4 separate regions of the Mus musculus genome follow, and regions 1, 3 and 4 are each linked to region 2. Evidence: chromatin loops called from intact Hi-C (ENCODE). Cell type or tissue: left cerebral cortex. All regions are shown on one strand. Each heading gives the region's core, and the rest is flanking DNA. Links, peaks and the distances in the headings are about the cores only. Region 1 overlaps 4921504E06Rik (RIKEN cDNA 4921504E06 gene). Region 2 holds the start of Otud1 (OTU domain containing 1). Region 3 holds the start of Gm33940 (a long non-coding RNA gene). Region 4 holds the start of Gm13344 (a long non-coding RNA gene).

Region 1 (7,793 bases), core at 937-5,936, 130 kb after region 2:
CCAGACCATAGTGGGTAAAATCTAAGTGTAAAGTAGGTCGTTGCACATACTCATAGTCCTCCTGTCTTAGTGATGCTGTGTTTCTCTGTCTATCATGATCCTATATTAGCATTTGGGCTCACAGCCTTCTGCCTGCTGACCAAGTACAAGATGAAATGCCTTCATAACCTCCATAGCCACTATTCATATTTGTTATGTTGAATCATGAAATTCCCATTCTGGGAGTCAAAAATCAAATAACTTTCACACAATAAATAGTGTAAATAATCTTAATTATTTTGATACATCTAAAGCAAAGCAAGAAAGAAATTGCACAGGAAATGTATCTTTAAGTAAATAAAATCTTGGCATACAGTATCTTCAAATGAATGCTCTCTGGTATGATACGCCAGATACTGACATTGTGAAGGAAGATGAGGTAGGCGTAAGCAGAGAGGGAGACCATAAATAAATCACAAAATATAAGTGTGCAGAGATAAACATATATAGTAGGATTTATGGGACTATCACAAATGAACAGCTATTTCTGCTGCTAACTTTGTGAAGACATCCCTGAGTAGGTAATACCTGTGCTGGGTATAAAATTAAGGGACTTAGTGAACAAATCCTTTCATGATGTCTCCCTCTGAAGGTTGCACCTGTCCTCCTTTGTCCAATGTCTTATTTGAAATAGTTACAGAAATAGCTCAGACTTGGTGGGCAAGAAATCTAATGGGAGTCTGGGCAGACAGTTATGCAAGCATATATTAGAATATTTTTTTGTTGGCAAGCAAAAGAAATCTAACTTATTTGTATTAGTCCCTTCCTCAAGCCAGTCTAGAACCACACCCAACCCAAGACATAATGTTAAGGAGAGGCCAACCCAGAAGGAGGAGTGCTGGTTAGGCAAAAATAGTTGAGCAAAATTGTTCCCCACATCTAATAGCATGTGAAGAAGATGGGACATGATCAGAGATCCATGTCTGTTTTATGTGTGCACTTATTTATGCCTATGCAAAAACCAGAGAAGGATGTGAAGAGTTCTACTTTCATCATCTTCTGCTTAATCACTCGGGAAAACTAAAATTTGACATTTTTTTTCAGCTCTGTTGGCTGACCAGCAGGCCCTAGAAATCTGTCTGTGCCCACATGGTGGAGTCAGAGATACATACACTGGGCCAGGCTTTTACATGGGTGCTACAGATCTGACCTCAGGTCCTCGTGCTTGCTCAGCTCTTAAAAGAGTTGTCTCCAGCTCTCAGATCACCTTTTTATTATGCATTAGTACATTTACATACACTTATAGTTTGTCCTTCATACTTTACAAATCTTCCATGTTTGAGGGTCTGGCAAGTATTGGCTCTCACAAGAACTAGATGGTACATGCTTTTGAACTTTATAATTTTTAACTATGAATTTCTGCTCTTCTGAGAGTCCTTTGAACCCTGGGATTGAGGGAGGTTTCTTCAGAGAATGTTTGCATTTGCTTCTGTGAGACTCTGGTTCTGTGCTGAATGAATGGAATCCTCGGCTGGAGTGTGTTTTAGACGACACAGGTGTGTGAGCGTCAGGAGAAAGTGACTCAGAAGGCATTTGTTTTTGTTTTTGATTTTTCTTTCCTTGCCATTTTTATTCTTACAGCCAGTTTCCATGCAGGTACTGGAAGTGTGGGGTGGGTAAAGAGTTCAAGGTGGGTATTTTCTACAGTGAAAGGCCACCCATGCCCCTGAGTTGTCCCACCTTTAATAGGACACTCTTACAAAGACTCCTTGTCTTTTCTCTATGGTCGGTAGGGAGCTGGAACCCGATGCCATAGAATTCTCCTCCAGGACCTGAAAGATAGTGTAATGGGGATAATGTACATGTCTGAGAACCTAAGTGGAGATCCCAGCACTTCTGTAAGAAGTTCAGAGTAGCTGTGAGCCCTTCTGTAGTTGAAAGTAGAGAAAGGAAGACTGCTGAGGCTCCTGGGTCACCAGGTTCAATAAGAGACTCTCTCAAACTGAGAAAGCAGAGAGTGACAGAGTAGAACCCAGAATACTCTTCTTTGGCATCTGCATGGGACCTGTGTGCACTCTCTCCCAACCCCTGACATAAACACTGGTGTGCACCACTCCTACCCCACACCAATATGCACCCACCTACACATACCAATGTGCAATACACACACACACACACACACACACACACACACACACACACACACACCAGTGTGCACCCACACACATACACACTAGCATGCACTTAAAAACACACATCAACACACCTCCCCCACACACACATAATAGTGTGCATCCCCTCACAAACACCAGTGTGCACTTTCACTCACACACACCAGTATGCACCACCACACACACCAATGTGCAACCCACACTTACACCAGCGAGCACTTAAGCACACACATCAGTGCACCTCCCCACACACCCATAACTGTGCGTCCTCCCACAAACACTACTGTGCACCCACATACATACACACCATTTTACACACACACCAATGTGCAATACATACCAGTGTGCACCCACCCCCCCAACCCCCCCCACACACACACAAGAATTCTCTGGAATTTTTGTTTATAGTAAGAGTAATTCAAACATTTATGGTTTATTAGAACAGGTATTAATTATCATTCATGTCTTCTTCTAATATACATCAAATGTTCAAAAATACGACAGAATAATGACCATTGCTTTTCATAAGTACAATTTCTATTTCTGGGAGTGGAAAAAGGAAGTAGCTAAATTCTGCCTGTTACCAACTTTTCATAAACATGTGCTAGTTCACCATATTTAACTAAACCACATTAGTTGTGGTTAGGTGCTTTATCAGATGAAAACATTTCTTTATATTAGGTTAAGATAAAGTCATTATTTGAATCTTCTCTTGGGCTTGTTAGCTTTGATTTGACTCATGACCTCACAAGCCTTGTTATTCCTGGCCACCTACTTTGCTCAGGCTTAGTCATATGGAAACAGGTGAGCCTTGACATTTTAACCACCTACAAGAGTAACCAGCTCTTTGCTGCCCCCTAGAGACCAGTTAAGGGTGTCGTTACTTCTCCCAGCTCATGGTTCTAAACTTAACTTTTAATTTGTGTGAGATATTATGTTGTTTTATTGGCAAAAAGAAAACTTTAAACATTCATATCATACTTATATTTTTCTTTCAGGAAGGTATTATTTTGCTGTAGTTCTGGTAAAAAAATGAAACCACTCTCAGTTTTTCACATGGGAATTTAATACAAGAACTTAGGTATTTAGACAACTTGTAGAACAGAGGGATAAGGGAATGCCATCGCCAGCTTTCAAACTAATAAGCATCATATTAGAATGCCATTTACTGGATATTTTCCTTTTGCCATGACTTGTGATATGTCCTTCATTGATAACTTAGACTCCCTTCAAGTCTAGATATTTTGTGGCCCTATATGAAAACTATATTTAAACAACAAAAACTAGTCTGGTGTGGTAGCACAGCCTTTGATCTCAGACTTGAGAGGCAGAGGTTTGCAATCTCTATGAATTTGAATCCAGACAGGTATACACAGCTAGTTCTAGGCCAGACAGGTCTTCTCAAACTAACAAATGAAACAGTCTATTTACCCTTTGGAATTATAGTGCTTTTTAAACTAATACTGTATGTGTGCATGTGCCTTTGAGTGTGTGTGTGTGTGTGTGTGTGTGTGTGTGTGTGTGTGCTGGGATGCAATCCAAGACCTTACAGCTAGGCAAGTGATCTAGCAAGTTTGTTTTATTTTTTTCTTCTTTATGATTTTTATAGCTTTTTCATCCTTTCTAATAAAATAAAATAATTTGGGAGTGGTCATTCCATCATCAACAAACTTCCTGTTTTTCACTTTTATTGAAGTTTCATGGTTCAGAAATGTATTCATGAATTGTGGAGGTTTAACCATTATAGTTTACATATAAAAATTCAATCTTGAGTTATTGATTCTGTTCTGTCTTCTATATTTCAAAAAGGTTTTATTATTTTATTTATAGAAGTTGTAGATACTTTATACAGCCAAGTTTTTTCCCTGAGTGTTATAGTTTATTTCTTTAGAAGATGTGATCTCTTCTGTCAAATTTTTCAACTTACTATTCATGTATATTGAAAGCATAGGTATATTGTATTGAAATCACTTAGCAACTCTATTGAAATGCAGTTTGCATAGCATAAAATGTACCCATTGAAAGTGTACAAGTTGAGGTTGCTGTGAAGCCAGCACAATTTACTTTAGAACATTTCCCTACATCTTTAATCTATTAGCTCTACTTCTAGGTGTTTCCTTGTCTTGTCAAGGGGAAGGGAATTCCTCCATTTCCCAAGGAGGCTCAGTGGGGCTGAGCTCCCTGCTTTCTGATAGATTTGCTTTGTGTTTCTTTTGCCTTCTTATTCTATAGGGTCACTAATCCCAGGTCTGCCATTGTCTATGCAGTGTTTCATACATGTAGGACTGTCTGAGCCCCTGGCACGAGATAGAAGCCCAGTACCCCTCCCTGCTTCTGTCATTCCAAAACTTCATTCTTTTGTTTGTTTGTTTGTTTGTTTGTTTGTTTTTTGTTTTTTGAACAGGGTTTCTCTGTGTATCCTTGGCTGTCCTGGAACTCACTTTGTAGACCAGGCTGGCCTCGAACTCAGCAATCTGCCTGTCTCTGCCTCCCAAGTGCTGGGATTAAAGGTGTGTGCCACCACGCCTGGCCAAAACTTCATTCTTTAACACTATCAAGCGGTTTGCCGTCGTCTGCCCTCCTCTGCACACCTCAGGTTATTCGTCACCTCCCTGGGAGCCTCCCACATTGAGCCTCTTCTCTATTTCTGACACATTCGGGTCTATAGTTTTCTTACTGAACTTGTATGTTTTGTCTGTTATTGAAAGTGGAACATTTGGCCGAGGGTGTAGTTCAGGAGTGGATGCTTGCCTAGGATGTGTGAAGTCCTAGGTTCAATGCCAAGGACTGACAAAAAAAAATTAATGGGCTACCAAAACCCCACACACTTTTCATATTGCTATTTCTGTCTTAAATTGGTAATATCTATTTTATATTTTTCAATGCTGAGTGTTTATAAGTTTACAACTGTTACATTCTTTATAAAAATTGATTCTTTTATTATTATGTAGTGACCTCTCTCTCTCGTGAGAACAACTGAATCCAAGTTTGTTTTATCTGAAATTAGTGTATTTGTCCTCATTCTCTTTGGTCTACAAATTGCGGGGAAATCTTGTGTTACCTTTAAACCTTTGACTCCTGAGTATCCTTAAAGCAAGCTTGGATCTTGTTTCTCTGTGATTCGGTTACTGACTTACCTTTGGTGAAATATTTTAATTCATTTACACCTTAAAGTAATTGCTGGAGGGCAAGAGCTTACTATTGCCATTTTATTGATTATTCTGGTTTGTATTCCTTTTATTCCCTTCTTGCTTTCTTGTTGTCTTACCACAATTTTTTCGGATCCTTTGTAATAGCATGCTTTGTTTTGTTTCTCTTTATCATTGTGTACTGTAGTGGTCTAAATAGACCACCTTGTGGTGCCTAACCTTACTGCAATTTGATATGCCAAGTTTGATTGATATCCATGGGAGAGATGCTTTTTTCTGAAGAGAAATGGAGGAAGAATGGTTGGGGTTTGAAGAGAGGTAGAGTGGAAGGGAGGAAGGGAGGGAGGGAGGGAGGGAGGGAGGGAGGGAGGGAGGGAGGGAGAGAGAGAAAACTGCATTCAGGATGTAATATATGAGAGAAGAATAAATAAAAATATATATACTTAAGATTGCTTTTAACCATGAAAACTGAAATAGAAGGGGAGAAATCATTTAAACATGAAATTGATGTATAAAAGGGAGGCAAAATTGAAAAATGCTGAGCCTAGCTATATAAAAATTAAAACTCCATTCGTGGCAAACCATGGTGACACATGCCTGTAATCCCAGCATTTGGGATTCTGCAACAGGAGAATTGTTATGACTTTGTGGTCAGTCCTTGTGACTTCCATTCAGCCCGGGCTATAGTTTAAAACCCTGTCGCAACAACAACACCATCAACAACAACAGCAACAGCAGCAACAACAACAATACATACACACACAAGAAAAGAAAGAAAAAAGCAAAAGCTAGGAGAAGGAGGAAGAAATGGAAGGAAGGAGGAAGGGAGAGAAGGATATAGCTTAATTTCAATGACATACAACTCTGTACACATTGATATTTTCCTCTGTTTAATGTTTTATACTATCATTGATCCATTAACTACTTATTGTAGCTATAGTTACTTTTAGTATTTTTGACTGAATACTACAGGCAAATCTGTGTCCTTCTAGACTCCTGAGGATTCAGAGCTGCCCTGAATCCTGGCTTTTGTGGGGCTGAAGCTGCGTTTCAGGGCTTCCCTGGAATAGGAAATTGAACAAGCCCCTTTAGGAGGCCTGTGTGAGTGTCTCCTAATGGGTGTCTGGATGTACATGGCTACTGTTACACTGGGGCTGGGGTAAGAAGGCAGTGCTACACACCATCTACAATGAGGCATGAATCAGTAAACCCTCCCCTGAAGGCATGGAGACACAAACCTCCCTGCAGGTCCCTTGGGGGATTGTCACTGCTAGAGGACAGCCAGGGTTGTTCCAGGGAATCTCAGAGTTTTCTATATGGCTGAGAACAGTGGCTTGACTGAAGGGCATCGACTAGTGCGATTCCTGCTAAATTCCTGGGAAGGTGAGACTGCTCACAGCTGAGATCTGCATTAGATGGGTTTCAAGGCCAGTTCAGAGTCTGCTACCATAATAGGCCTGTGGACCTGACTATACCAGAGACTATAGGCGGGCATGTCTCCTCTTGAATTCATTAGCAGCTGGTATCTGTGGTGGGACCAAATGTTTATTGATAAGTCCACAGTGTAGAGAGTCCATTTATGACTGTCATCAGAACTGTTATGGTAGAGCCTAGCACTCGGTACAGACTTACCCTCCCAAAACCATCATTTCTGAGGTCAACAAGAGTTATGTACCTTCTAGCTGGGTAGGCCCTTTTGTTGGTAAATGGCTACCAAATTCTTGTGGCTGTGGGAGGAATGCCTGGAGGAATCCTGTATTCTGTGGGAAACCTCCTATTTAGTCATCTTCCTCTTCTTCACCATTACTTGTGTGGCAGATAAAATTTGAACAACATGCCACTCTTTGCATTTTACCAGATAACATGGTACTATATTGCTTTATTGTGCATTTTAATTTAGAATGATTTGCCAAGAAATTTGGGCAAATTACAAAAAATAAAATAGTTTTACAAGGAAAAGAATAAAATTGAACATATTCCCAGGGGGTCCTTGAATGTGTCATTCGGAGAAGCAAAGAGGTGAGAATAAAAACCCAGTGCACATTGACTTTCTCGACCTGAATCAGACTTCAGGGAGTCCAACAACAGGAAGTTTATTTCCAGTGTATTTAAGCCCAGTACAATTTGGGGGGAAAAAAAAAAGAGTTTTCTGGTGTAATACAATCCCCAGTGCATAAGGAAGCATATTTACATTGAAACTCAACTCAGGGTGCATGTTGTTTCTTCTAAGACAACGAGTTCTAGAGCTACGCTACCTGTACTAGCTTAAGGGCCTGAGAGTCTGGCCTGGTTTCGGTTTTACAGATGCCATAGAGGTCATGTGGGTTATTAGCCACCTCTGGTTCTGGTTGTAGGAGCTTGATATGGCCTGGCCCAACAGACATCATAGATCACCAGACAGTTAATCATTACCAATTCTTAACTTTCTAGATGAAGACAATCGTGTGTGCTTAACATTCCTGGTTTCTCTGGAAATCATGGGTTCAAGGTCCTT
Region 2 (7,793 bases), core at 955-5,954:
CATATATAACATAAAATGCATTTTAGAACTAAATCTGGTTAGCACATTTTAAAGTAGATTCTCATTGCCATGACAACCAGATTAGGTAAATTCTGGACACCACTTTGGCAACTCTTTAATACAGAAAAGTCTACCCCAAAAGAATGGGTCACAAAGTATAACATTTAATTAGACTTGGGCTGTCAAATTACACTCCCTTGTTCATTAGTCAATAGGCACAGATAAAATTTGATAGAATTATAATTAGAAATAATAAGAGCAATTTCTTTAGCCATTTCACCTTTCAATTATATTTCATTGAGACTTACCCTTTAATATGACTAGACTTCCCATTCATGTGAGAATTTGACAAACCTCTCAGGATTCTGGGACATATTTACACTTGAAAAAAATGTGTACATTTAAAAAAAGTTCTTAAGAGATTTGGCTACTTAAAAACCACTCTACCCAGAAAGATGTAAAAGTATACATTTTATTCATTCATTCCATCAGCTGAGAACTGCTACATTGTACAAATAATTATTGTACAAAAAAAATCACAAAATGTTACAAAATAAAAAAGTACAAACTGCATTACCTAATAAATACACTAAAAGTAGTTAAAGTGGCAACATGGATTTTTTTTTGATGGGGGGTGGGGTGGAAACACTGTTTGACCCAGCAAACCATACAAGTGGCTTACATTTTTACATAATACAAAGTGAATTCTATTTTGCCTTTTGGAAGAACTTTAAAACGACAGAATATTAAGACAAAAGCTTCCTGCTAAAAACAGTGTTGAAATCAAGAAGCTGTATAATGCAGGAGGCTGACCTTCTCACAAAAGTTCATAAAAGCCTTTCCTAAGTTGATGAATAAAACGAACACAATCGAGAACACCAATCTACTCTATAAACATAAGAGTACAGAATTATCATTCTGCCGTCAGCAAATAGCAGACTTCAAGTAAGGCCTGGTACTGTCATTAAAAAAAAAAAAATCGTCCCAAAGCTATCCCTTCCTTAACTTCTTCAAAATGAACCATTTCTTAAAAAAATAACATCTTCTCTCCCCCCCTCCCCAATAGGTTTTTTTCATCAAAATGGAATGGGCTAATCATCTGGTAACATAATGTGTCAATATCCATTTGAAATAATTAAGAATTGTGAAATATTCCAACAATAAACTAGTTACTAAATCACAAACTGAAATAAACTTCATAGAAAGCACTTCTCTGGATTCTGCTTAAAAGCCATTTCTCGAAATTGGAACAAGGCAATAGATGAAAGTACACCCATTTTTAAAAATGTGCAAAAATACATTTTTATAGAAAATAGACTACCAGGAATGAACAAATTCATACCGTGAGACATCAGCTTGCAAATTAAGTAGCACTCACTTTATACAGCAAATTTTAAATAGCAGTAGGCTCACCCAAAGCTATCAGGAAACATCATTCAGGTGCCCAGCAACCTGCGGCTCTGAGAGGACATTCAAAAACTGATTAAGGCATTACACCTAAAGTCAGTCTACTAGGAAAGTGAAAAGTGCCATTACCCTAATTAGAGTTCGTGTGGTTCTCCCAACACAACTGACACGCGCCATTTCCCCCAACTTGTCAGGTCCTCAGACTTTTCAAGAGCATGCATTTTGTTCAATATACATTTTGGACAGGGATATGGCCATGGACTTGGCAAGTTCTTCATCGCGTTTTTTCTGTATCTGGGTTTGCTTGCACCAATTGTCATACTCTGGGTTAGGATAGGAGTGGTCAAAAACAGCATCATAGTGTCCATTGCTGAGCCAACTGAGCCAAATACTGGGCCGTAGAGAATCCTCTGGGCCCAGATAGTGGATCATGGTAGACACGGTGGGGCTCTCCAGCCTCCCTCCAGTAGTTAAGTGTATATTCACATTCAGCATCTGCCCCATGGCCAGCAATTCGGGATATCCGGCCCACGCCCCATCTTGGGCAGCAGCGATAATAAACTCCCCCACGTCGCCCTCAATGAGTGGGCTGAAGTGGTCCAGGTGGTCCGCGATGTAGTGCACGGTCTGCTCCCTCAGCTCCCGGTGCAGGCTCTGGTCCCCGTACACAGTCTTGCTGACAGCTCGGTAGAGGCAGTTGCCGTCGGGGATGATGTGGAATCGGTACTTGTTTCTCTGCCTCAGGTACTTGTCCTGCCTCTCCACCTCGGCCAGGTACAGGGCTAGCTTCTCGTCCCTGGGATCCGCCCGGGACGTGCCTACGGCTTCGCCTTCGCCGTTCTGGGCCGGCTCGCCGCTGCTCCGAGCGGGTGCCGGAACCGGGTGAGCCTCGGCTTCGGGATCTTGCCGTCGGAGCGCGTCAGACCCGGAGGCGTCGCTGCGACCGCTCGCCCGGTCCCAACCCCGGGAACTGCGCTCCGCCCGGCGCTCTTCACCCCACGGGCCGGAGCCCGGGCCGGCGCCGGGCTCCGGGCCGACGGGGGCCGGTGCAGGGGCCCGGTGCTGGGAGGCTGCCAGGGCCTGGCGGTGCTCGCTCAGTCGGAAGTTCCTGTCCGGAGCGTCGCGGACGGCGTTCGGGGCCGCGGGCTCGTCGGGCCGGAGCAGCTCTTCCAGCAGCCAGGCAGAGGAACCGCGACGCGGCGGCGAGGGGGCTGAGGGTGGCGGCAGCAGGAGGCGCTCGGCGCCCAGGGCCCGCACGGCGATGTGCGCCGTGGACGTGAAGTGCGGCGGCAGCGGCGGCTTGCTGCACGCGCCCGGCGGGGCGGCGGCGGACCCGGACCGCTCGAAGCAGGCAGAGAAGGCGGGCATGGCAGCGGCGGCGGCGGCTTCGCGTGGTTCGGTGGCCGCGGCGGGTGGGCGCTCTCCGGTATCCGGCTCCGGGGCCGCGGCGGCGGGGCTGGCTGACTGCAAGGAGACCTTGAAGGCGGCGGCGGCGGTGGCAGGCGGGGCGGCGGCCGTGGGCCCCGGCGTGCCCGCAGGGTAATGGGTGCACACGCTGCTGTAGAGCTGCATGGCCGCGGCCGCCCGCGGCCCCTTATAGCTGCGAGCCCGGCTTGGAGACACACCCTCGGGCGCAGTGCCCCGGAGCCCGAGAATAGCGCTGAGCTCAGCGCCGCGGGCCGCCGCGTCAGGAGCCGCGAATAGCGCCCGGGCCGCGACCCAATTCGTGCTGCGCCACAGCGCGCGGGCGGTCCGAGGGCACCGGAGGGCGCGCGCTCGGCCGGGGACTCGGGCGTAGGACGCTGGCGCAGCTGTGCCCCGCGCCGGCCGCTGGGGACGGTTGGAGGAGCTGCCCGCTCAGACGAGCGCCGCCCGCCCGCAAGCAGGAGTGCAGCGCGCGGATGGTAGGAGGCGGGGCCGCGCTTGTTTACCTCAGGCCGCGCGGCCGCGTCACGTGGTCCCACAGGAATGCGCGCCCCATTCAAGCGGGGCGGCCCCGCCCTCCAGCGGAGACCTCATGGGCGTGGCCGGGGAGGGCGAGGCGGGGGCTGGACTACGGACATGCGCATTGAGTGCGCTCCCAACCTGACTACGGTTGCTGGCTGCCTGGTACCTGGGAAGCAGATCTGTGGGCTATGCGGCTGTCCTGCTGTGTGACGCTGTGGCGGGACCAGCGTTGCTGGGGCAAACAAATAGGTTGGAATAACGTTTTTCTAAAACACTTCCGGACTAGGGACTGAGCTCTACCTTCAGGGCCAATGGCATTCAACTTCTTGAGTCGTTTCCTCCAGTTAACGTGTTTGGGTCTGGTCTACACGGTCTTGCTGCCCCGCTAAGCAAAAATAGACGTTCCTGCACTGCTAACTTAAGTCACCTAGGAAATGCAAGGGCGAAAGGAAGGCTTTTCAACAGCCTTCCTTGGAATACCAAATAACATGCCGCCTTAAAGCCTTTTGAAAGTAGATCGCGACTGTTAAACTTTGAGGCAAGAGGCACACAACCTGTTTTCTGGAACAGCACAGCAAAATGAAATAACAGACTGAACTGTGCTTCCTCTGCAACGGAAAGCCAGAGTGTTATCAAATTGGTACCTACTTGCAGTAACAGTAGCTTTTGCCTTATTCTGAGTTTCAATCCAATTTTAAATTTAGTTTCCAGATATACAGATTGAATTGGAGACTACTTCTTGGTATGGAAAAACAGCCTGCAGGTTGTACTACCTGCGCGCCACCATTCTGCTTGGAACATAATTTATGCTTGTTACTAGGGTCTCTCGTTGGGGGTTCTTAGTCTCCTTAATCAAATAAATTTAAAATGTTCAAAAGGAAGCTCGGGGGGGGGGCAATTTTACTAGAGTTTGAGAGGGTAGGCAATCTGCTAATCTTGGCAGGTGGCCAGAGAAGGGAAGGGGGGGAAAAAAAAGAAAAAAAGAAAAAAAGAAAAAAAAGCCATGCCCTTTTAAGTTAGGACTGGAAAAGGCAGGCCAGCAGGTTCAGCAATGGAGTTTGGCCAGCGGTTGCTCAGGGAAGGGTTGGTGTAACCCGCCTATCAAGACTGGAATGGGTGTATACTAAACAGATATACTAACCCTGTTATTTACCCCATTGGGAAAAAAAAAAATGGACACCTCTCCCCCCACCCCCACCCCGCCTCCGTACACTGATAGGCACATATGCCTGCACACACATTAGAATTCCTCCTAGGGATCTATCTCCTGCTGGGAGGGAAAAAAAAAAAAAAACCGGCTGAATCCCTGGGGACATCCAGAGAAGAAACTTATCTTCTGGAAATGACCTTTCAGGAGAGATTTGGAGCTGAGAAAGGAATGGATTGGGGACCACATTTGCCAGTGTTTAGTTAGGCAGAGCTTTTGTTTTGTATTTGAACCTCATCCTCAGGAAACCCAACTCCAAGGCAGAATTTGTGGATTAGTAAGATCTCTGTGTCCCACTTTCCGATGTGGCCACATTGAATAAATCTCCTTTTCTTTTTCTTGTGGCTTTCTTTTCCTTCATTAATTTGGCACTTTTAGCTGCCTTACTGAAGAAGGATGGCCGAACTTGAGTTGGAACACAGTTTGTAACCCATAATTCTAGTAATAGTAGCTTTAGAGAAAAGTAAAACGGCACAGAATGTCCATAAAAGCATGCCTGGTATCTTCAAGCAAACAATGCAAAAGAGGAAATGACCCTTTTCTGAATGAGAGCTCAGAAGAGAAGGCAGGCCAGACCACAGGGCTGTTTTCCAGAGAAGGCCAGTGGCCACAAGGTGGGCAAGGTCTTCTGGGAAGGGAATGTATATTATCTTATTAAATGAATTATTATCCTCCTCGTTCTCCATTACATAGCTTAAATCTATAGTACCTCCATCCTGGGCTGAGCACAGAATGCTCGGATTCTATTCTTTTGACCAGGAGAAAGTAGCTTTGTCTTAATGTTCTTTAACAAAATATCTACCTTTTGCCTGGTAATTTAAGTCAGAAAGAGGTACTTCCCTTTGTAGGTGTTGGGAAGGTGTGCTCTGAAGTTCTGGATTCCTAATGCTTGAGTGAAACGCCATCTTGTTTTGCTTTCCTGTTATTGTCTAGCACAGTACTAGCCATGCAGTGGAACTGAGGAAACTTACTGAATGAAGGACTAGATGGCAAGTGAATTCTCAAACTCTCTCAGATGGCAGTGAAGTCAGAATTGCTATCTAGGTCTCTTGGCGTTACCCAGGGCTTTGGAGGACTCACTGGATCCTAGGGACTGTCAAATGCTCAAATGTTCCGGCCTGCTAGGTGGCTTCATCGAGGAGAAACTGAATGATTGCCTCCATAAGGAAGGCTGGATCTCGCCCCCTGACTTATTGCAGACCCATCATTCTGCCTTTAGGCATGTTGCTCTAAACTCTGCCTTCAGCCTTTCAGGAACTGAAGTTGTGAAACAAGAAACTAATACTGACAATAAGATCATCTTCAAATAAAAGTTACTTGGTAAATGTGTGGCTAACAGGGCTAGCCAGCAGAACAAGGGCCTGAGGGAGAGAAGGAGAATGTAGAAATCCAAATTGTCATGTAGTCCATGGCAACAGGGGAAGATAAACACAAGAACGCAAAGCAAAGTGACACAGAAGGCAGGTGGTGGTGATGCATCCACTGGACCAAGTTACAAATAGGCACAAAGACGGAAATATCTAAGCTTTGACATAAGGGCATTGCTTTCCCTTTTAGCTTGCATGAGCAAACTGTGCAAAACTATATATTCACTGTGAGGATCAATATTATCCATATAGCATTAGGCAGGTCTCCATGGGAACAGAAGGACCAATGATTCCATTCTAGAAATTTATCTGTCTAGAATATCATGGTGGTGTGCAGAAAAGAGGCACAAGTTTCAAAAACACAGGATTCCAGACTAGTGGATGTTTAGTATACTAGAAAACAAGATATTAGCAATTATCAGCCAAATGGTAACAAGAAGAAACCTAGTGTCTTAGTCAGGGTTTCTATTCCTACACACACATCATGACCAAGAAGCAAGCTGGAGAGGAAAGGGTTTATTCGGCTTACACTTTCACACTGCTGTTCATCACCAAAGGAAGTCAGGACTGGAACTCAAGCAGGTCAGGAAGCAGAAGCTGATGCAGAAGCCATGGAGGGATGTTACTTACTGGCTTGCTTTCTTATAGAACCCAAGACTACCAGCCCAGAGATGGTACCACCCATAGGGGCCCTCCCCCCTTGATCACTAATTGAGAAAATGCCCCACAGCTGGATCTCATGGAGGCATTTCCTCAACTGAAGCTCCTTTCTCTGTGATAACTCCAGCCTGTGTCAAATTGACATACAAAACCAGCCAGTACACTCAGTGTGTCTGCATATACATTGGATGAGGTATATATTGAGAAGCTTTTATTGAGTCCCAACTATGCTGCCAGTTACAGAAGACTCCAAAAGTCTTTTATGCTTTCCAGGCAGCAAAAAACTATCCACCAGAGGGATATGCATAAAATACAAGCCTAACACTTTTGTCCTATAATACATACACTGAGAGCTACCAGCTCAGTGTTTCTGACCTTCCCTGCTAAAATGAGACTTCAAAAAAACATCAAACGTCCATCTATTTCCTATTCATCAGTTATTTTTATAAAATAACTGACTTTATTATATAATTTCTTTAAAAGCCTACTGTGGAAAGAGATGGTGGACCCAAACTAATAAATTCCAAAATTCACCACAAGCCTACAGTCATGCAAGGTTTTCATTGTAAAAGTGACTTTTAACTGTGGTCTCAGAGGCTTAATGCCTTCATCTACTAATCTGGGCTTAGTTCTGGAAGTTTCTAGCCTTTCTACAATCTTATGTAGGCCTAGAATGTTTTCAGCCCCTGAGACTCACTACTGAATAAACTTTCCCCTAGTCCTTTCTGAATTCTGCCTGGCTGGTTCAACTCAGCTGTTCTGGCTCAAACTCTTCTCCAAGCTGACTGATTCAATCCGACTTTGACTGAATTGCTCTGCTTGGCCTCATACTAACTTTGGCAATATCTTCTAATTTTCTAGCTCCTTCTCATTTTTTGGCTCACTCTGTCTCCACCTTTGTCTAGCTTGTTCCCTATCTGCAACCTGTCTCTCTGTAACTGTAAAACTGCCTCCTCCCTCTCTCTACACTGTTCCCTCAGGTAGTTTCCTTTTCCTCTTTCTTCTTGTGAGAGTTGGGCATCTTATTGTCAAATCTTCCTCTGATTCATCGATTTGTCTGCCAGTCAGACATCACTTTCAAACATGGGTGCTTCCTTCTACAAACTAACTTTACCTTCATTGTTTGGGATTAAACCTATGTACTAATGGTGTGTCTGTATTCCGGCCAGAGGGATTATTAAAGGTGTATGCTGAGGACTGAGCCA
Region 3 (7,793 bases), core at 1,874-6,873, 240 kb after region 2:
GACACAGATGGCAAAATGGCTCGGGGGTGGGGGTGGGGGGGGAGGCTGCCAGTCTGAGAACTTAGCTCCATCCCTGTGGCAGGCATGGTGGAAGGAGAGAACTAAGTCTCAAAAGTTGACCTTTTGGCATCTATGCAGTGCCCCCCCCCAGAGAGAGAGGGGGGAGAAGGAGAGAGAGAGAGAAAGGGGGGAAAGAGAGGGAGAGAGGGAGAGAGAGCGGGAGAGAGGGGGAGAGAGAGGGAGAGGGAGAGGGAGAGGGAGAGGGAGAGGGAGAGGGAGAGGGAGAGGGAGAGGGAGAGGGAGAGGGAAAGGGAGAGAGAAGCAGGCAAGCAAACAAGTAAATGTAAAGAAACATTTAACCTTGACAACATGGAGTACCACAAGCTGGAGAGGATGTGGAGAAAGAGGAACACTCCTCCATTGCTGGTGGGATTGCAAGCTAGTACAACCACTCTGGAAATCAATCTGGTGCTTCCTCAGAAAATTGGAAATAGTTCTACCTGAAGACCCAGCTATACCACTCTTAGGCATATATCCAAAAGACTCTCCATCAAACCAAAAGTACACATGCTCTACCATGTTCATAGCAGCCTTATTTGTGATAGCCAGAAGCTGTAAACAACCCAGATGTCCCTCAACTGAAGAATGGATACAGAAAATGTGGTTCATTTACACAATGGAATACTATTCAGCTATTTAAAATGAGGCATCATGACTTTTGCAGGCAAATGGACAGAACTAGAAAATACCATCCTGAGTGAGGTAACTCAGACCCAAAGGACATGCATGGTATGTACTCACTGATAAGTGGATATTAGCCAAAAAGTACAGAATACCTAGAATATAATCTACAGACCATAAGAAGTATAACAGCAGAAAAGCCCAAGTAAGGATGCTTCAATCCCACTTAGAAGGGAGAAGAAAACAATCACAGGAGGCAGAGGGAAGGAGGGATCTGGGTGGGAGAAGGGAGAAGGGTGGGAAAAGGGGAACAGGATCAGGTATGGGGGGAAGGGCAGGAGAGAAGCCCAGAAGGCCAGGAGAATGAATGGAAATAAGCAGCATTGGGGGCGGTGGAAGATGTGGAGACTCTCTAGAAAGTACCAGAGACCCAGGAGGTGAGACACTCTAAGAACTCAATGGGAGTGACCTTGGACAAAATGCCCAGCATTGGAGAGAGGGAACTCAAAGAGTCCACCTTCAGTAGATGATAGAACATCAAGTGGAGGGAGAGGGTTACTAACCCACAGTCAAAATTTCTGGCCTAGAAGTGTTCCTGCCTAAAAGAACTATAGAAACAAAAATGGAGAAGAGACGGGAGGAAAGGCAGTCCAATGATTGGCCCAACTTGGGGTCCATCTCATGGGGCAGGCACCAGGCCTGACACTATTACTTACGCTATGATGTGCTTACAGACAGGAGCCTGGCATGACTGTCCCCTGAGAGACCCCACTGGCAGCTGACAGAGACAGATGCAAATACTTACACCCAACCATTGAACTAAAGTTGGGAACCCATATGGTTGAATTAGGAAAGGATTGAAAAAGCTGAAGGAGAGAGAGACCCCATAGGAAGACCAGCAGTCTCAACTAATCCGGACTCCTGGGAGCTCCTGGAGATGGAGCCACCAACCAGGAGCATTCATGGGCTGGTTTAAGGCCTCTGGCACAAACACAGCAGAGGGCTGTCTGGTCTGGCCTCAGTGGGAGAAGATGCGCTTAGTCCTCAAGAGACTTGAGGCCCAGGGAAGGTCTGGTGGTTTGGAACACCCTCTAGCAGGCAAGGGGAAGGAGGAATGGGATGAGGAACTGTGGAAGGAGAGACAGGGAGGGGAGCAACGATGGGAATGTAAAAAGTAAAATAAAATAAAATAAAATAAAATAAAATAAAATAAAATAAAATAAGAAGATATGGAGTGCTGACTTAGATGACTCAGGGTCCTGCCAGCATGGTCTAGCTGGGGCTCATGGTCTAGCCAGGGCACATGGTCTAGCTGGGGGCTCATGGTCTAGCTGGGGCACATGGTCTAGCTGGGGCTCATGGTCTAGCTGGGGCTCATGGTCTAGCCAGGGCTCATGGTCTAGCTGGGGCTCATGGTCTAGCTGGGGCTCACGGTCTAGCTGGGGCACATGGTCTAGCTGGGGCACATAGTCTAGTTGGGGCTCATGGTCTAGCTGGGGCACATGGCAGTTCTTACCAATTTTGGGGATGACCACACCAGCTTGATCCCCACACTCTGGTCTCATTTCCCCACATTCTCACCAGACTTGGTTGTTGTTTGTCCAGGGAGAGCCCGTCTGCCCGGGGTGTGATAGAGTCCCAGTGTGGTCTTTATTCAGTTTTCTCTGATGATTCAAACCAGTGAACATTCTTTCTGTACTTACCGTGCTCCTCTGTGAAGTGGCTCATCAGTCTCACTAAATGGATCACTTAGTCTTTGAGTGCACTTTCTTTAAAGACAAAATTCTTTCCTCAGACATGGAGAATTCTTAGAAGAAGGCAGAGTTAAGAGAAGTCATGTAGTGAGGCTGGAACTACAGTAGCTTGTGTGTGTGATCTTCGAGAAAGGTCTGCTGCCCCAGCCAGTGGATAGAAAGACAAGGGTGGAAATCAAGAGCAAGGGGGATATTTGAGGAACTTAGCTGCATTTACACTCCACTTTCCCAACGGATCCTGGATGTAGAATGCCCAGTCCCAGCAAGAGCCAGGCACATAGGACAACCAGCCAGCCAGCCTTGTATACTTGAGGTAATTTGGGAACGGGGAAGGTGTATTGGGGCAGCTTTGCAGGCAGAGCAGGTCCTGGCCACGAAGAGAAACTCACTGTCAAGCGGCCCCTAAGTTAAATTGGCATTTAGGATGCTGTTTGTGGAAAACCTTGAGGAGTGACCCTCAGATGATGTCTTCACTGGATTTGGTCCTCGAGACTTCTGTACAATTTCACTTCTTTCCTAAGGCGAGAGCTCTTTCATCATTTCCCACCAAGGAGACAGTACCCATGCTTAAGTACTTAACCACTGCAGTACTGTTTGCTAAGGTCTGCGGTCAAAGTAAGAAAACACAGAATTCACGTAGCCAGTGCTGTTCTTTCTGAGTTTTCAAATGTCTGAGGTGGGAGGGGGTGATGGGGCAAGGAGAAGGGCAGCTCGGTGGATGATTTCTTTTCTCTCTCTCTCTCCCTTCCTTTCCCTTCCCATCCCTCCTTCCCTCCCTCCATCCCTCCCTTCTTTCTCTGTATCTCTGTCTGTGTCTCTGTCTCTCTGTCTCTCTCTCCCCATCCCGATTTCAAACCCTCCCTCCTCTCCTCCCAGTCCTATGTTCACAAGCCCCTCCCCCATTTCCCTCCTTCTCCTCAGAGATGGGGATGTCCCCCATGGGTACCTACCAACCCGGACGGATCAAGTCAAAGCTGAACCAAGCAGAAACCTCTTCCACTGAAATCCAACAAGGCCATCCAGTTAGGGAAAAGGAATCCAAAGGCAGCCAGCTCCAACTGTTAGGGGCCCACATGAAAACCAAGCTGCATATCCGTTACAAAAGTGTATGGGGCCTAGGTCCAGCTCCTTCATGCTCTTTGGTTGGAGGTTCAGTTTCTGTGAGCCCCAATGGGCTCAAGTTAGTTGACTCTGTAGGTCTTCTTGTGGTGTCCTCTCTGGCTTCCTCAGTCCCATCCCCAACTCTTCCACAAGATTCCCCAAGCTCGGTCTAGTGTTTGGCTGTGGCTCTCTGGATCTTTCCATCAGCTGCTGGATGAAGCCTCTCAGGAGACAGTTATACTAGGCTCCTGTCTGCAAACATAGCAGGATATCATTAATAGTCTTAGGAAGGAAAGCCAGTGAAACATTCTAAAGCAGTCTTTTGGCTCCCTCTAGTGGAATAGTACAGAATTACTTGCCTGGCATTAAACTCGGTGACAAGGAAAGGTCTGCCTTGTTTGGTAAATAGAGAAGTACTCTTAAATTACCCCGAACCCTCGGCTGTATGACAAGGATGGAGGACTTGGCTAAGGACTTTAGCTAAACTCGTTAGACCGAATTTAAGTGACAAAATGACTAAGCTCTCTGCTAAAAAGGATGTGACATTTTGGCAATAACCCTGCTAGCTTTGAAAACTAGCTCTTTCTACCCTACCATCCCCATGCCTTAGCATTCTATAAAAACCCGCACTTAGTAAAATTCTCAGTAACCCCAATCCCACACTGAAGAGTTGTGACGGTGAAATACGCCCTCTATCGGTTTAGATACTGTCCCTCCGGTGAGCCTTCTCTTTGTTTAGAAGCCCCAAACAGAATGCATGTCTACACAGAGGATGTTTTTCCACATTTTACTGTTGGGAACTCTTCCACCCTCGACAAGATATTAGTTACAAATTCACAACAGTTTGTTAATAGCAACAATTAGGATGACGAACATTTTAACCCCTTCTCCCTTCGCATGTGGATCCAAGGAGCCCGCCGCCTGGAGGTCAGAGCCGGCACTGCAGGATTTCCTACGCGGGAGTCTTTCCCTTCACCTGTGTCAGCTGACTCTTTCCTAGCCACTGTGCTTCAACACCCTCTTTGCTCTTTACAATTCTGCACCATTAATAAGATGAAACTATATGGTTCCCTGAGTTCATTCCTCGTTGTGATGGCAGTCACACATCGCAGGAGAAGTGACATTAGTCTGGGAATGCATCTTGCTGCCTCAGACTTCTGCTTCTGGTTGTGGAGGTGGGAGGCTGGGGTGGGGTTGGCGCTTCACAGAGAAGCTACTCCCTCCTTCCCGCTCTTCTCTTTCTCTCTTCTCTTCTTCTCCACCCTCCACCCCTTCTTTCTTAGACCAGGCTGCTGACCTCAAACCCGCCTCCTGAGAACTGGGACTACACAGCGATGGTGTAAGGTCCTGTACCACTGTACCCAGCTTTTCAGATGGTTTCTTGCATGCTCTCAATACATCACCTGCATGAGGCCCATTCCAACCTGATTGCAGGCAGTTGGGAGATGCGCATGTGCTCCACCACCTCAAGAGTGGCCTCAGTGGGGTGGGTGGGTATGGGGGACTTTTGGTATAGCATTGGAAATGTAAATGAGTTAAATACCTAATAAAAAATGGAAAAAAAAAGAGTGGCCTCAGAAACTCACCTATGTGAGGGGTTTTCTCTTTGGCTTAATTCAACACCCTGTTCTTTTAAAAAGTCTTGAAAAGAAAATAAAGACTTATGGGAAAATCAGGTCCACGCTCCACAGACCTCGTTTCTATATTCCTTACCTATGTTGTTTAAAGGAAACCTTTGCTCATAGTGCATTAAAAAAAAAAATCACCGTTTTGCTGAAATCCTTATGTACCATGCACCTTCAACTGGATTGTGAAGACTTGTCGACAAGGAGTTCTTTCCCATGCAGTAGAGAAGGCAGGCAGCCAGATAAAAAGGCAAGCTGTGTGACTTGCACAGAAGCAGTGTGCAAACCTGGAGCCAGGACTTACCAGGGGCCATGACAGTTACTTGTTTCTCTTCTCTGTTGCCCAGGTCCCCTCCTGTCCGACTTAGCTTTCTATTGCTGTGATAAATATCATGTGTGTCTTAGTCACTGTTTTGCTGCTGTGAAGAGACATATGACTATGACAACTTACAGAAGAAAGCATTTGACAGGGTTCCATGCTTACAGGGTGAGTCCACGAACATCATGGCGGGGAGTATTTCAACCTGCAGGCATAGTGCTGGGATAGCAGCTCAGGGCTCACATCGGATCCAGGCAGGCTGCAATCAAAGAGTCAGTCTGGGCCTGGCACAAGCTTCTGAAACCTCCAAGTCCATACCCAGCAACACATCTCCAACCAACAAGGCCACACCTCCTAACCCTTCCCAATCAGTTACACTAACTGGAGAACAAGCATTCAAACATGTGAGTCCTCACTTAAACCACCACAATGAGTGAAAACGACTTGGAGTGGGGAGGTTTTGTTCCATCTTCTAGACCTCAGTCCATCACTGAGACAAGCCAAGGCAGGAACCTGGAGGCAGGGACTGAAGCAGAGACATGGAGGAGTGCCGCTTGGTGTCTTACTCTTCCTGGATTGCTCAGTCTGCTTTCTTACACAACCCAATATCACCAAGCCCAGGGGTGGCAGCACTCAAGGTACCAAGCAAATGCCTAACAGATTTGCCAGCAGGCCGATCTGATGGAGGCATTTTCTCAGTTACGGTTCCTCTGCCTAGCTTGTATCAAGTTGACAAAAATTAACCAGCACACCCCCTCTTGATCTGTGTCTCTTCTTATTCTTTTTCCTTCTGCCTGTTTTCTCCCTTCTCTTTTATTTAACACGGTGCCTGCATGGTGCAGGACTATTATAGTTTTAAAAATATGCATGACTGAGGTGAGGAGCTAGGCTGACTCCCACCCGCCAGTGAAGTGGAAGGAGGGTGGGTAGGCAGTGGATGCCTCCTCTTTCCAGTGGACATTAGTCTGTGACAGTGTGTGACATCCTCACGCATAGCAATCTAGTCAGTCACTCTCCTGATTGGATCATAAACAGGCAGTGGGAGCATGTATGCCATCATTCCTCTGTTTCTTTCTGAGTCTACCCATCCCAGTCTAGCAGGCAGGGAGTCTTCATCATGGCCCTTTGGGGTTGTTTCTTATGGGGTTTGTTATCAAAGGAGCATTGCTCTGACCTTATCTGAAAGTGTCTTATGATTCACACAGAGATAGCTTTTTATGAGCTATGATAGAGGAATTTTAATCCAGCAACAAGGCTGCTCAGGTGAGAGATCATATCCAAGACCTTCTAAGTATGAGACCAAGAGAGATCATATCCAAGACCTTCTAAGGTGAGAGATCATATCCAAGACCTTCAAGATCTAGCCAGAATGCAGACATGTCCTGGATACAGCATGATCTGTCTGGGATATAGATACACCCTAAGTATATACCTTTAATCCCTAACAATGAAAGTAAGGGTGCTTTGTAGAATGAAGCAGCCATATTTGAAAGTGACATCTAGGGTTGGAGAGATGGTTCAGCGGTTAAGAGCACTGACTATTTTGCCAGAGGCCCTGAGTTCAATTCCTAGCAACGATGTGGTGGCTCACAACCATCTGTAATGGGATCTGATGCACTCGTCTACTGTGTGTCTGAAGACAGCTACAGTGTACTCATATAAATAAAAAAATAAATAAATCTTTTTTAAAAAAAGGAACATGGCATCTAATTGAAGGGGAGACAAAGTGATGAATCAGAGAAAGATTTGACAGGATGAGTCAGAGGTAGGATACTCCCAACTCTCAGACAGGAAAGAGAGGCTACTTAAGATCAAAGAGAGACGGGGGCAGAAAGGTGTAATATGATCCCAGGCAGAGCAATTAAGTCAGAAGCCAGGAGAAGCGAGATTTAATCAGTCACCTTGGAAGACTAGATTGTGTGGAGGCTAGAGCTTCCAGCCTAGGCCTGAGGATCCTTAGAGCAGTGAAGGAAGCACTCTGGGCTCCACAAGCCGCGTGTTCGCACAGCTTGGGTGAGGCTCTCCTCTCATCCCATCATTCTGAGGAAATAAAAGCAACATTTGCAAGACATTTCTTCAGCATAGCAGTGATGGAGCCTAGAGCATTCAGCTCTAGGGTTGTTACATGGTCTAGTAATAGGGTGCTACTTAAAAAAATTATCCCAAAATTAGGCTTAAAGCAACCTTTTTGTTACTTCTATTTTGTTGGTCTCAATTCATGAAAACTCCCCTGAGGTGTTCTCTCCATGTGAGATAAGATTGCTGCTTTTTTTTTTTTTTTTTGAGATTTTATTTACTTTGATTTTATGTGTA
Region 4 (7,793 bases), core at 1,502-6,501, 230 kb after region 2:
AGCTTGCCATTAGGGAAACATAGCTGGGCTGCAATGTGGAGAACTGGCAGAGGCAAAATGGTGTCACCATGGAGGCCAATCAGGAGACTGAAGCAGAGGAGAAACTGGTCCATTTCTGAGGTCAGTTGTGTGCCCAGGCAGGCTGAAGCCATATTCTTGCAGGGAGAGTTGAGAAGAGAGAGAGAACCAAGGCAGAGAATGAGGACTCTGCCCTTGAGTGGAGATGAGTAGCAGGCCTGTTTCTGTATTTTTAGGAAGGATACAGCTAGTGAATTGTGCTTGAATTTTGGGTCACAGAAGTCATCCCTGTGAAAGGGATTAGCCAAAGTGGCAATGAGACAGTGTGGACCACAGTGTCTGTGCTGGGGCTGCTTTAGGGAACTGAGACAAAGAGTTTGGAAATGCTGAGGCAGGGTAAGCAGCCCTTTGCTTTCAGCCTGCAGAGCTTCTACTCCATCCACAACCCTTCTACATACACAACCAGCTTCTCTAGGGGTCACTTGCAGCGTGTTAAAGAAAGTGGTTCTATTCAGTCAAAATAGAAACAGTTTTAGACACATGTAAAGAATGGCCGTGGAAAAGGACTTCTCTAGATAAAACTAGACACAGTATGGTACCTTCAAGAATCTTTGGAATTTCTCTTCAGACATCCAGAGTATGTCTGCTTCTTCCTTTTTCCTTTTCCACACTAGCCCTGAACGTGGTTAAACACGTCATTCTTTTATTAAAATATCGTATTGCCATAGCAGTTGTTTTGTCTACTATTTTTCTTGAGTATGGAATCACCTTGCGGGGGGGCGGGGGCGCGTGAGCTACAAAATAAATACCATCTGTAACCCCCTTGCTAAGAGAAGAAAGCATTTTGAAGTTTGCTTTAAATAAGTCAAATGTAAGGAATGAGTTCATGGCTTCTGAGGTCATTGAGAGACATAGGTGCGACCCACCCTTGGGTCACTGCAACCTTTCCTGTGGTTGAGGCACTTCCTTTAGTTTCTTTTGGGCAGAGAATGAAAGGGCTTCTCATCTACTTAAGAGCAGCTGTCTGCACGTAGGGCAGAGAGGACCATGCTCACACAGAAAGATAAGTAAGAGTTCAAGTCTAGTCCAGGCAGGGGATCTAAGCCAGCTCAAAGGTGTCTTTTCCCAAGCATAGTACTAACTTCCTGCCTGAGATTCTAGCCTTTGGTCTCCCTCTGCTCTCACCCCAGCTAGGCAGAAGCCTTTCCCACTGCCTTCTTCTGGCTGCTGCACCGCTCCGTGCTTTCTTCCCTAGGCCCAGAGAGCCTCAGCTTGCAGCCCAGGCCTCAGAGATGCTGAAGCCAAATCGCAAGTAGGACGCGAGGCGGGCGGCCCTCCCTCCCCCTCGGCGGGCGTACTGTACAGCAGACACCTGCAGCACAGGCGGCCGCCCGGGCTCCCCGACACAAGGCGCTGGTACCTGAGCCCTTGACTGGTAATGTACCATAAAGAGCTCCTTTCAGGCCCTTTCAGAGTCAGAGCGCGGAGGTCACCGTGTGTACAAACCCCTCTATGTCCTGCACGTCTCCGGGGCCCCGGGCACCCGGGCCTCCAGCCGCAGAGCACGCCAGTCCGTGGGAATCATAACACATGTGCTGGGGCGAGGCTGGCGGGGCGGGGGTGGGGAGTGGGGACCACCCGGCCCTCCCTGAGCTGGGCCTCCTGGCCTCCCGCCGTCGGTTCACAGAGTACTGTGAGTGGAACGAATGGGGTGTTCAGACGCTCGGGGAAATCAGGCAGGGCGGGGCGAGACCCTCACCCTTGCTCGATGGCCAACGCCTACTCCTCCTCAAAGGTACATTGGGGACACCTGGCTGGACAGTGCCGCACCTTCGCTGTCCCCCTTGTTCCTGGATGTGCTGGACCCAAACATAGCCAAAGACCGGACGGCTGGGTGGGTCGCTATTCCCTGCTCTGGGCAGCCAGGATCCTGTGCACAAGTATCCAAGGTACTCATGGCGCACGTAGGTCGCCTGGTCAGGTCTATTGTTGATTCGAGCAGCTCTGGCTTTCGAGCCACATTTGCCAAGTGAGCATGACTAGTGACTAGCGACGGCTGGGAGTTGTCCTTTTGGCAACCCATCTGCCCCGGGCTTAGTGCACGAAGCGCTGGCTGATACGTAGAGGCAGTAGAGGAAAAAGTGTCCCAGTGCCTCTCGGAAATGTGGTCCTGAAGAGTCAAAAGTGTAGGAGGGCACACCAAGCGCCCATCTCTTTTAGGTTGTCCTGGTTTAAAAGGCAGGTGGGAAGGCGGCACTGAATCTGAGATCTGGACGCTTTGGGGACCTTTTAGCAAGGGTAGGCTAAAGTTACCAAAGGCTGGGGGCGAGTTGTTCAGAGGGCAGAGGCACCATGGCGACCAGGAACGTAGTGAACGACCCAGGACAGTGCTTTAGGACCGTGCGCCCCCTCCTGGGGCCGCGGGGAACCAGGGTTACCTGGGGAGCCGGGCTTTGTCGCCCACACGGGCTCTCTGCTGTCCCAGAACTAATTAAATGGCTTTTTGGCTCGGGGAAGGCCGAAGTCAGCCGGGGGTGGGGACATGGGGGGGGTGCATGTGGGCAAGGGAATAATCAGCTCCATTCTTGCGCTGCCACAAAACCCGTGGCGCGGTCAGAAAGTGAACAGTGGCTGCCTGAAAGGCTGTTTCAAAAGGCGACACCTGCAAGCGCGGCCGGTTGTGAATTGAATGCGGCGCCCGCACGTACCTGAGCCGCGAGCTATTAGTGTCAGGCGCCCGGTCGCCGGGGCCAGAAGCACACGTCCGGGCAGCCCGTACTGAATACGGCAAGCTGCGGCGCGGCCGCTCCATGGGAATGTCGCCACTTGTGCCGCTCGTGGTCGGGAGGGGGTGCGCTGCCCTTTCAGAGACAGACACAATTAGGCAAAATGCTCAATGAACATTATAAATGATGTGCGATCGCTCTGCAGATTGCCTGGCAAATCAAATTATATGGTCGCTCGCGGGCGATTTCCATGTTCTTTAAAAACTTAAAACAGGTATTCTCCCATTAAATTAAAAAAAAAAAAGCCAAGTCAAGAATTCCAGAAAAATACAACTGAAAGACTCGGTGTTGAATATTCACACGTCCCCTTTGTTAGCGATTGGCCTCACAATGGGCTTGGAGAGGGGGGTCCGCTTAGACCAGACACATTTTTTACTGTCTTACACGCGGCAGAGGAAGGCACCAGAAGTCTGCATTTGTTACAACTCACAATTACAGTGCGATTCTCTTTTTTTCTTTGAAAACTAAAATGTCATTTTCTCATAGTGAGTGACTTGAAAGCTACTGTCATTCTAACCAGATGGAAGGAACATTCGCATCAGATGGACGCACGACTGGACGCACTTTGGGAGAGCGTTGGGGACCCTCCCCCCCTCGTCCTTCTCTCTGGTACTGTCAGTCCTCTGGACCTGGAGCCGGGCCCCAGAGTTCGTTGATTCCCCACACTTCCTGGGTCTGGCAGTCGCAGCCGGCCACAGTGAAGTGTCCTCTTTCTGTGCAGTGCGCTCAGGGCGTCTCTGGCACAGGTGCCACCACGGGACCACCCCTGTTCTTCCAAGTTTGGCCATGAACTCTGTGGCTGACGATCCTTGAGAGGGGACAGCTGCTAGCGCCGAGGTTGCACGGACCCCTGCAGAAGGCCAGGAGCTGTGCCGCTGGCTAGGGTGTATCACCCAGCAATCTTGGAATCCGTTTGGCTTCTAAACATGGAAGCCAAGACGCCACAGCAACCAGCATCCTCTCCTCCCCGACATCCGTCTCATTTTCAATTTTCTAACTCTATTTTCAGACAACTGCACTGGAACAAGGGGTGAATAACTGTGACCCCCGGAGACAGTGGTATATCTATGTAGTTTGCTGAAAAGGGACCAATTTGGGCATGGGTGGATATTCCCTGGAAATCTGGGCGTTAAGCTTATGGTGGTCAGTGATTTGCTGTGTTATAGGGGTGATTAGTAATCTTTTGTGACCAGTTTCTTAATTCACAAAGAGAAAACTAATGTTCGAGCTGTCCCCTCACGGGACTTCCGTTATCTTCTCCGGGAATATTAATCTTCGTGGCAGAGAGTAGTCCTTTGTTAGAATCAGGAATTATACATTAACCTGAAGAATAAGCCCTTAGAAAAAGAAATCCCAGAACATCAGAGCCCAGAACACCTGGGTTCCTCCTCTTCTCACCCTTATACCGAAACCACCAAGCAGGACTAGAAACAAGAGCTACTCCTAACCTCGTTGTGCAAAGAGGGGGCTGGCCCAGAGGAGTAACTCCAGAAGAACTCAGCCAACCCAGCCCGATGGTGTCTCTGTGCACACATGCAAGGGAGCTCTCCAACAAATTGATCATTTTCATTTTTCGTAGAAGAAATATCCTGATGGTTCCCATGGCCACTTTCGGAAAATTAATAAGCCTGATTCATAAGTTAGGAAAGCGCGTTTCGTAGATTGTGCTGAGCCTGAGTGCTGGGTGAAGAAAAGGGAAGGCTCCTGGACCAGGTGCGCTGGCCTTGGTGCTGAAGGTAGAGTCGCCTGGAACGGAGTCCATCCAAATCATTAAAGTCTATCTAAATAAAGCAAAAGCATTTTGCCTTCTCGTTTTTCCTGCCCAGGGTTCCTGCTTACTCTACTTTCTATGTCTCCCCTCCCACAGCCCCTCCCCCTTGTGTGGAATCAGTGTTGGGAAAACTTCTAAAGGACAGTCTTGCAGTATCTTAATGATACTTGAATTTATTATTATTATATATATATTTTTAGATTTCTTTGATTATCTGATTTAAATAACACTGTTGGAAGTGTAGGTGAAGAGCAAAATCTATCAAAGAACTGTTCACCAAGTCTACTCTCTGGTGCTAATCAGGGACTTCATTGCCTTTGGGCCTTGAGATGATGCTGTCTTAGAAGAGACAGGTGGGAAAGCTTGGAAAGCGGTGTGTTTGTCTTGTGAGGCAAGGTCTCACAATGTATCCCAGGCTTCTGGAAGTCACTTTGGAGCTCAGGCTGCCCTCATGTTCCTGGAAATTATTCCCCAGCCTCCAGTGTGTCGGGATTTCAAGTGTGAGTCAACATACCCAGTGCTGCTTCTTCTTCTTCTTCTTCTTCTTCTTCTTCTTCTTCTTCTTCTTCTTCTTCTTCTTCTTCTTCTTCTTCTTCTTCTTCTTCTTCTTCTTCATGACAGGGTCTTATGAGGACAAGATTTGGGGTGAATGTATCTTTGATTTCATCCCATTTTTTCCCATGAGATGTGTTGGGAAATCATTATTTCTATGCTGTTGCTTGATTCCTGATTCCTGCTTATCTTTTCCCAGCCCTTTTCATAATATCATCTGTGGGGGGAGAAAAAGGAAAGGGAAGAAAAACTTAGAGTTTTACTTACTTGTTTGTTTTTAAATGAGAGAGAGAGAGAGAGAGAGAGAGAGAGAGAGAGAGAGAGAGAGAGGAGGGCTATGCATGGTGTACATATAGAAGTCAGAAGACAACTTGAAGAAATTGGTTCTCTCTTTCTGCCATGGGGATCCCAAGCATTGATCTCAGCAAGCAATTTTATTCACTAAGCCATTTGGCAATCTCTTCATGTGGAGCATGGTTGTCATAGAGCAGGCCTATATTGAATACTTACCACGTGATCTCAGGTGTGTGTACACCTATCTCTTCTAAACCAGCATCAGCATTCCTGTGTTACTATGGTGACTCTATGGTGATGTAATTGTTATTTAATAATTAAGTTATGTAGCTGTTATATTAATATAGAGACAAAGTGATTAGCTTAATGCCACGCTGCTCTGAGAGATTCTGTGTAATAGTTTAGTCCACTTGTATAGTGATTCTCTTGAAACACAAGCCTGTTAAGCCCCAGGCAGCGATCCTAGACAAAGGGCATCCTTGCTTTAAAGAACCTCAGAGAGGTGCTGTATTCTCCAAGGGAAGACTGACTTGTGGAAGGTTCTACCATGATGTACTTATTAAGAGAGAGATGCTAATCTGAGCTGGTACACCCTTTAATGACACATCAGTGAGGCATAAAGAACATACCTAATAACTAGAATAATTATGCTGAGGGCTTTCAATGACTCTGAAAAGTGCTTAAAAGTGAAAGACAAATACAGATTTTTAAGTAAATGTGCATATATAAAGTGAGAACTAAAGATATAAAAAACTAGTCAAGAATTTACCAAACATTTACCAAAATATTAGTAACACTTTTCTCTAAAAGAAAGGCTTGAAGGTAATTTCCCTCATTGCTTCAAATGGTCTCTTGCTCTCATGAGTAATTCTAAAGATAGAAGTTCATAAAATGAATTTAAAATACAAGGAAATCTGGTTTAAAGGGCATAGGTTTTACTGCAAGTATGAGACTTTCTCTTTAACATTTTGAAATACAACAAAAGACCAAAGTTATAAAAATATCTAATTCAAAAGTCTTAAAATAAGTGCCACCAAGGCCAAGAAACAGAATACTGTCTGCACCTGGGAGCCTTCATAGCCCGTCAGTTTGTCACCCTAGACGTTATGACTATCAAACATTCATGGTAACTATCTCCTGCCTTTTCTTCAGAACACCACTCAAATCTGAATCGGTAAATTCTAAGGTTTCATCTCCTTTTCGGCCTTTATGTAGATGGTAGCACAAAGCACCCCTCTGCATTCTGCTTTCTTCCATTCGGCACTGCAAGTGTGAGATAATAGCCATTTTGTTAGCATTGTCTTGGAAACGTTTCTAGTTCCGACTGTTAGAGATGTGGTAAGTGTGAGTATTGTTGCCTAGGCTGATGTGTGCACATGTGCAGAGATTTTTCTCATTGTGGACCTAGAAGTGTGAATTCTGGGTCACAACATATGCATAATCGTAACAGCAGCAGTTATGATGGCAGTGTGTTTCCACAGCAGTCCTCACCATTTATCGCTCCCCTGAGCAGCAACCATGGGGTGTCTTTGGAGTAGAAGCACATGGTCCCTAAGAAAACATCTAGGACTAATTGTGTTTAGTCACTTCCTTCGATGAGACAGACCAAGGGAGACCTCTGTGCTGAAGTCTAGGATTGCTAAAGCTCACAGAGAACCTTGTTGTCACTTCCTAGGTCAGAACCTAAACTGAACTGGAAGTGACTCTCCCAATAGGATGAAAACACCCAACGTTCACAGAACTGACAGACACCGAAAGTCTAGATGTAATGACAGCGGGTCACACACGCAGCTTTCAGTATATCTCAGTCCTGACCCTTAGGTTGCCACATGGGTGGTGAAGGAGCTATGTGGAGAAGAGTTTGAGCATGTCTGACCTAAAAATCTGAACTCCCCTCTCCTCCAAATACAAACATCTTAACACTGGCACAATGCCACACCCAGACCACCACCTGCATGCTTGGTGCACAGTGTAAAACAGTGACTCCTTTGAATAAAGCGTGTCACCACACAGTCCAGAAAGAACTCATGATCTCCTTGCCTAAACTTCCCATATACTGGGATTAAACACATAAAATTTGTGTTTAGAAATGGGTACCATACCAAAATATCTCATTGCATATCCAGAATTTTTAAAAGCTGGAATCTGAGATGCTCAGAGTTCTAACAACTTTAAACCAGGAACACCCAGCTTGTAAGTTAAACATTAAAATCTTAGGTAAATAAACGATTTTCTGGTGTTAGAACTGGGTTTTCCTAAAGTTTCCTGGATTGATTAATATTTTAATTATCTTGAGTTCTATGTACTTATGATGAGAGTCCTAGCTACTTTGTGATAATTGATGCTAAGTCTCATGTAGCTCCAATAAAATC

What was found. Hi-C counts contacts between places; a loop is a spot of excess contacts. Peaks named below come from ENCODE experiments on the same cell type or tissue, not always from the same donor. Only the 100,000 strongest peaks of a DNase experiment are listed, where the experiment ranks them.
Region 1: a loop joins it to region 2, with 5 times the contacts of the local background. A loop is called at or near these places in 23 of 42 quality-filtered maps.
Region 3: it touches region 2 in a loop (5-fold over the local background); 3 of 42 quality-filtered maps call a loop at or near these places.
Region 4: it touches region 2 in a loop (2.2-fold over the local background); 3 of 42 quality-filtered maps call a loop at or near these places.

The regions. Positions count from the first base shown.
Region 1 is chr2:19,524,181-19,531,973 of GRCm38, reverse strand. All of the region lies in intron 4 of 4921504E06Rik (RIKEN cDNA 4921504E06 gene), which reads left to right. Among named protein-coding and RNA genes, the nearest start is that of 4921504E06Rik, 26 kb to the left of the region's middle. In left cerebral cortex, for the core only: a CTCF peak has its summit at 3,010 (motif pointing left); a DNase peak (open chromatin) is centred at 2,990.
Region 2 is chr2:19,653,248-19,661,040 of GRCm38, reverse strand. It overlaps Otud1 (OTU domain containing 1), which reads right to left and starts at 3,310. Exons shown (of 1, transcript NM_027715.2): 1 at 1-3,310. The coding sequence starts at 2,979. The coding sequence ends at 1,615. It overlaps Gm3230 (predicted gene 3230), which reads left to right and starts at 3,144. Exons shown (of 1, transcript NR_033642.1): 1 at 3,144-5,235. In left cerebral cortex, for the core only: CTCF peaks have their summits at 2,414, 2,635 and 3,254; DNase peaks (open chromatin) are centred at 2,669, 3,396, 4,891, 5,146 and 2 more places; H3K4me3 peaks cover 3,139 bases; H3K27ac peaks cover 3,047 bases.
Region 3 is chr2:19,411,314-19,419,106 of GRCm38, reverse strand. It overlaps Gm33940 (a long non-coding RNA gene), which reads right to left and starts at 4,946. Exons shown (of 3, transcript XR_374043.4): 1 at 3,386-4,946. In left cerebral cortex, for the core only: CTCF peaks have their summits at 3,882 (motif pointing left) and 4,455; DNase peaks (open chromatin) are centred at 3,869 and 4,470; H3K4me3 peaks cover 617 bases.
Region 4 is chr2:19,425,911-19,433,703 of GRCm38, reverse strand. It overlaps Gm33940 (a long non-coding RNA gene), which reads right to left. Exons shown (of 3, transcript XR_374043.4): 3 at 3,419-5,344. It overlaps Gm13344 (a long non-coding RNA gene), which reads left to right and starts at 1,286. Exons shown (of 3, transcript XR_003953767.1): 1 at 1,286-1,453; 2 at 1,814-1,967; 3 at 3,291-4,600. In left cerebral cortex, for the core only: a CTCF peak has its summit at 2,425 (motif pointing left); a DNase peak (open chromatin) is centred at 3,445; H3K4me3 peaks cover 201 bases.